Regions from separate parts of the Homo sapiens genome. Here region 1 is linked to region 2. Evidence: chromatin loops called from intact Hi-C (ENCODE). Cell type or tissue: HepG2. All regions are shown on one strand. Links, peaks and the distances in the headings refer to the core of each region. The heading gives the core; the rest is flanking DNA.

What was found. Hi-C counts contacts between places; a loop is a spot of excess contacts. Peaks named below come from ENCODE experiments on the same cell type or tissue, not always from the same donor. Only the 100,000 strongest peaks of a DNase experiment are listed, where the experiment ranks them.
Region 1: a loop joins it to region 2, with 3 times the contacts of the local background. A loop is called at or near these places in 2 of 110 quality-filtered maps.

What each region holds. Positions count from the first base shown.
Region 1 is chr12:68,332,826-68,335,576 of GRCh38, reverse strand. It overlaps LOC105369819 (a long non-coding RNA gene), which reads right to left. Exons shown (of 3, transcript XR_945057.3): 1 at 1-2,751. Among named protein-coding and RNA genes, the nearest start is that of MDM1, 1.8 kb to the right of the region's middle. In HepG2, for the core only: a CTCF peak has its summit at 1,221; no DNase peak of the experiment used is centred there; H3K4me3 peaks cover 267 bases.
Region 2 is chr12:68,663,454-68,666,487 of GRCh38, reverse strand. RAP1B (RAP1B, member of RAS oncogene family) reads right to left here. Exons shown (of 8, transcript NM_001010942.3): 8 at 1-3,034. Among named protein-coding and RNA genes, the nearest start is that of NUP107, 22 kb to the left of the region's middle. In HepG2, for the core only: a CTCF peak has its summit at 1,303; no DNase peak of the experiment used is centred there.

The sequences.
Region 1 (2,751 bases), core at 252-2,751, 330 kb after region 2:
TGCTTGTTAGGGGTTGTATGGAAGTGTGCAAGTTAATAAGCTGTTGCATGTCAGTTCCAGTCTCACCCTTCAGACTGTGCAAATCACATGGCCAGCTCCCTGTTATGTTTGCCAAGAAAGGAAGCTAGGGAAAGACTGGGATGCTCTGTTTTGTTTGCTGTTCCTCCCCGCAGCACCTGAACAGTGATCTTCTACCCCACAGTGGCAGTTCATTGCAGTCTCCAGCTTGTCTCTTTTCCAGACGTTCCCAGAGAGTCTCATTTTGTCCCCTCAGAGGCACCCCACCAGTGGGGCAGTGGCCCTTTCTCAGCGGTCTGACCAACTCCAGGAGGCCTCTCCTACAAACCTCCGCATTCTAGTAACCTCAACATTTTCCTTTTGTTCTCTCAGCCTTACAGTATGAGCTGCTTCCTGGAGTTCCTCTTCTTTATCCTTTTGGCTTTAAGTTCTTCAATAGCTAATGAACCAATAGCTTATATTAAGTTCTCTTTGTTGAAATGCCTTGTGTAGGGTCTGTTTTCCTAGCTGGACCTAACATATCCATGCAGGATCAGAAGGCCCAAAGGAGCAGAACAACCTGCGCTACTCTTTGAATTTGGATGAACCGTAATGTATTTGACTAGTTCTCTCTAAATGGACATTTAGGTAGTTTTCAACCTTTTGTAACTAGAAACAGTACATTAAACAACTTTAAATGAATATTTTTTTTCACATATGTGTGAGTCTATCTGTAAGATAAATTTATAGAAGAGGAACTCCTGGATCAAATTGCCAAAATGCCCTTCATATAGGTTGTGCAAATTCAGTCTCTCACGAGCAATAGACAGAAATCTATTCCTATGAGAAATAGAGAAATCAACAAAGGGAAGAGTGAGCCAGGTGTGATACCACTGTCCCAGTAAGAGGGCCTTAGCTAGTGGAAGAGAGAAGCATAGCATGAGATCTGTCACTTGAGGAATTACTTTTTGGCTTAGACTCCACGGACTTCATTTTGAGCCCTTTGGCGATGAGAAAGGCTAAAACACAAATGAAAAGAAGGCTCTCTAAGACATAGTGTTACTCACTTCAAAGAGGGTAACGCAAAAAGGAGAGGTGCTTTGCCATAGATTACCACCAATGCCAGGCAGTTTGAGGAGTGGCTGTACCCAGTTGCTGTGCCCAGTGAAGACTCAGTACCAAGCTAAAGTGGCTGTGATAGCCAGCAGCAAGAGTGACACCTACAGATGCATGGCTATTGGAACAAGGGGCAGTGCTGCCCGGCATACGCTATGTGGTTGCTGCGAGCACATGTGAAATACCTCCTAGGGACTCCCCAAAACATGGGTGGAGCTTTGTAGGGTACTGGGTACTGTTTCCTGCAGTAGCAGAGAAGATAAGAGCTGGTAAAACACAGGCTACAAAACTCATTTACTAAGGTAGTCACTTTTTTTTTTCCCATTCCTATATCTTTGCCTCTTAAACTTGGGTAGGCTTTTGTTTAACAATAGCAAAGTAAAATCTTCTTCCTTAAGTCTTTATGATACTTCTCTAGCAAGCCTGGGATGTGACTGAGTTATTTTTACAATCTGCTGTTTGGTTTTCCTGTCATTTACTCCCTGCTCAGCAGAGCTCTTCTGCAGTGATCATTGCGCTTGTTTAGCAGGCAGGCTACATTCTACACACTTGCTTTTGCTGATCTCACCTTAGCATTTTGTGGTAACAAAGCTGTGTGCACAACCAAAGTTGTGCCTTTCTTACTCTGTAAGATGGGCTGCCTTCCTGCAGATGACTTTTGTTCTATGTTCCACTGTGTCTTGTTTGTGCCATTCTTAATTTACACGACAGAGATGCTGTCATCACCAATTAACATTAATCAAGGGCCCCCTGGATGCATGGCTGCATTGGGACTAATTTAATATGCTCTTTGTTCCAGATATCAGGTGGCTTCTTCAAATGATTTTTAAGTATCTCGATGATGATGAAGAACAAAGACATCAATCAGGATTCAGGAAGACAGCTTTTGCGGAAAATGCTTAAAGGGAAGCATCAAGGATTGGTGTTGATATTTGAAAGTTTAAGAGTGGTATACTTTTATTCAGTCAACACATGACAAATGTAAAAGGCACTCATTTGTTGTTCCTGGAAGAAGCCTGGCAGCATTCCATTCAGACATCTGCCCTTTCATCGTCCCACTTTTTACTTATTGCAGTCCTTTCAGTCTGAATATTTCCTCCTGACGCATCTTCTGCCGTCCGAAATGACTCCCTGCTCCCAGATCCTGTAGCCCTTATTATTGACACCTTTCATTTAGAAATTTAGCACATGTCACATTACACCATTATTGAATAAATAATGAATAAATAAATAAATAAAGATGTATGTCCTTCCCAAGTATATCAGAGAACTATCTGGACAATTTCTTTCTTTCCCAATTCTCAGAATCAGCAGTATTCTGTCAAGAAACATTTATCGACGATGATGGCAATAGTCGATTAAAATCAGATGAAGTTTTATTTTTAAAAAAAGGTTGAGCGGAGAGACAAGGCTGAAGGTTTGGAAGTTGAGACAACCATCTTCAATAAACGTTTTCTCATCTAAGGGCTGTATGTACATCATTTTGGGGAAGGTAGAGATTGAAGGAGGAAGAACATCACTGGAGGAAGAGACAGCAGTTTGTCTTTCGAGTTTCAATAAAGTTTCAAAAATCTTGCCTAAGTTATATATTTTTTTGGCCTTTCCCTTTTGATGTGACAATAAACTGTAATGCGGCTG
Region 2 (3,034 bases), core at 253-2,752:
GAGCCTCTAGGAGTACATCCTAACACTTTGATTTTGGACTTCGACCTTCAGAACTGTGAAAGAGTACATTTCTGTTGCTTTAAGCCACCAAATTTGTGATAATTTGTTACAGCAGCCCTAGGAAACTAATATATACTTTTAAACTAGGACACTAACTTTTTTTTAGAAAACAATAGAAATAGATCAACATACGAGAATCCAATTAAAAAGAAGAATTTTCTCCCTAATATTTTGGGTAAAGCACCAAAATACCACTTACGAAAATTGAGAGAAAATAAAGTTTACATTACTGGGGAAGTAGAGAAATACTGCAAAGGCATATATTTGAAAGACAACTTGCCGGGCGCAGTGGCTCATGCCAGTAATCCCAGCACTTTGGGAGGCTGAAGCAGATGGATCACGAGGTCAGGAGTTCAAGACCAGCCTGGCCAAGATGGCGAAACCCCGTCTCTACTAAAAATAGAAAAATTAGCAGGGCTTGGTGGCAGATGCCTGTAATCCCAGCTGCTCGGGAGGCTGAGGCAGAGAACTGCTTGAACCTGGGAGGCGGAGGTTGCAGTGAGCCGAGATCGCGCCACTGCACACCAGCCTGGGTGACAGAGCCAGACTCTCTCAAAAAAAAAAAAAAAGATGTCTTGTTACAGCTGAATTTAAATATAAGTTTGCCAATACTGACTCTGAAACAGACTTTATAGTTGCTGCAGATATACATAGACCTGGTACTAATTAGAGGATGGTATTTCCAAAAACTATCCCATCATCTCCTTACATTTGTAGCAAATTCACCACCAAGTATATACAGAGAGATAAAAATAAGCATTTTAGAGCACAAAATTACTGCTGGTCTATAGCATACTAGAAGAGGAACAATAGTATTTTGCTCTTTGCCATAAAAGATGCTGTATTCTCAATTGCTGCTCAGCTATTTGCCTTGTTCTCTGCCCATGTCTTTGTAATAGCAATCCTTTGTACTCCAACCCTTCTCCCCATCCCAAGACTGTTTAGGCCAGGCTTTCCTTTTTATTACTATTTTTAACCCCAAGTAATTCTTACGAAAATAATTTCATTCACACTCATGGTTTCAGTTGCCTCCAATGTCAGTAACTCCAAGGTCCAACCCTTCAAATCTGACTGCACAGAAAATACATGTTCAAAGGTAGCTGACAAGCTGGCTGTGTTAATTCTGGCTCTACCATTACCCCTCTCTGGGTTATCTTTCACACAGCTGGCAAATCTGTTGCTTTAGTTATGTAACATTTACTATTAGTCTCATTTAGAACAGTAGAGGTCTCCCCATAACTACCTGCTGTACCATACCCATCCGATTCTATTCCATTTCCAGTAGGGAAAGATACTTTTGTCAAGTGACAGGGTCTCCCTATGTTATCCATGCTGGCCTCAAACCACCGGAGCTCAAGAGTTCCTCCTACCTCAGCCTCCCAAGCAGCTGGGATTACAGGCAAGCACCACCACACGCACTTATTTTTTTCTGCCAGCCACATAGTTTTTCATTATTGGTTGATTTGCTCAGGAAATCTGACATTGACCTGTTAATAGTCAACCAGATGTAATAGTTGGGAATATAAAGCAAACAGTCCATATATTTTACAAAATAACAATTTTTATTATGAGTCACTTGCTTTAGTATGGATAATGGAAGAAGAATCACCTATGGTTAGAAAAGTTATTAGATCTGATAGTTTATTTGACTGGTCTTTCCCATCATTGACTTGTTAAACACCTTGCCAGCAGAGACTGGATTTTTTTTTCTTTTTCTTTTTTTTGCAGTCTCACTCTGTTGCCCATGCTGAAGTGCAGTGGTGTGATCTCAGCTCACTGCAACCTCGGCCTCCCAGGTTCAAGTGATTCTCCTGCCTCAGCCTCCTGAGTAGCTGGGATTACAGGCACACACCACCGTGCCCGTCTAATTTTTGTTATTTTTAGTAGAGACGGGGTTTCACCATGTTGGCCAGGCTTGTCTCAAACTCCTGGCTTCCAGTGATCCACCCATCTCGGCCTCCCAAAGCATTGGGATTACAAGTGTGAGCCACCATGCCAGGCCAGACTGGATTATATCATTTACTCCTTCCTACTCCCCTCTGCTCCAAACCTACTGCACTGCACATTAAAGAGTTTGACAGTTAATAGAATTTCCTGTTCTGAAATTAGTGCTCACAGGGGACATAACTACCAGACATAAATAGAAATTTGAATGGGTAATAATGGCGGATGACAAAAACATTAGAGGCTTTTGATCTCTGCCTATTTAAAAACTGAAACCTGACTGAAGTGAATATATTATTACATAAAAATCCTGTAATATATGTGTGTGCTGTTTTGTTTTCAGGAAAAAACCCTGCATTTTGACCCAAATACTAAATTTGGATTGTCTCATTTATGTGGGTCTGTAAGGAAAGTCAGGTTAAACTAGGTTCATAGTAAAACAACATAGTAAAAACTGTCTTCGTACCCTTTTGGAGAAATGAGAAAAATTAGATTACCTATGAATAAAAAAATTTATATATATGAAAAATGACAGCTCACTTTTCTAAAATCATTACAATTTTCTCTTAGAAAGTTGGAAAGCTCTTAGAAAGTTTAACAGACTGTTACCAATAGAGCTTTGTTCATTTGCTGTGTGTTTTCCCCACGTGGGCAGAAAATCCCTGCTGTACCTCCGATATTGTAAACAGCGCCTGAAACACGGTAGAGAATACTGAATGCATTTATTGATTCTCAGATACAAAAATCAGGTAGATATGCCTAATTTTGGATAAAGCCTGTAATTCCTAAGGTCAGTAACCTACAGGCCACCAACAGGGATGTTTTAAGAAGCAAGTTTAAAATGTGTGTAACATGGAATACTTTTTTTAAAAAATGGCAGCATTTAGAATACAGACCTATTTAGCAATAAGCACTTTACTTTTACTTTTCAAAGATAAACTAATGTCAAGCCTATGGAATTAGTTGATTAATCTGTTTAGTAGTCTTGTTTCAACAGGTATCCCAACACAGACTCATCCATTTTCCTCCC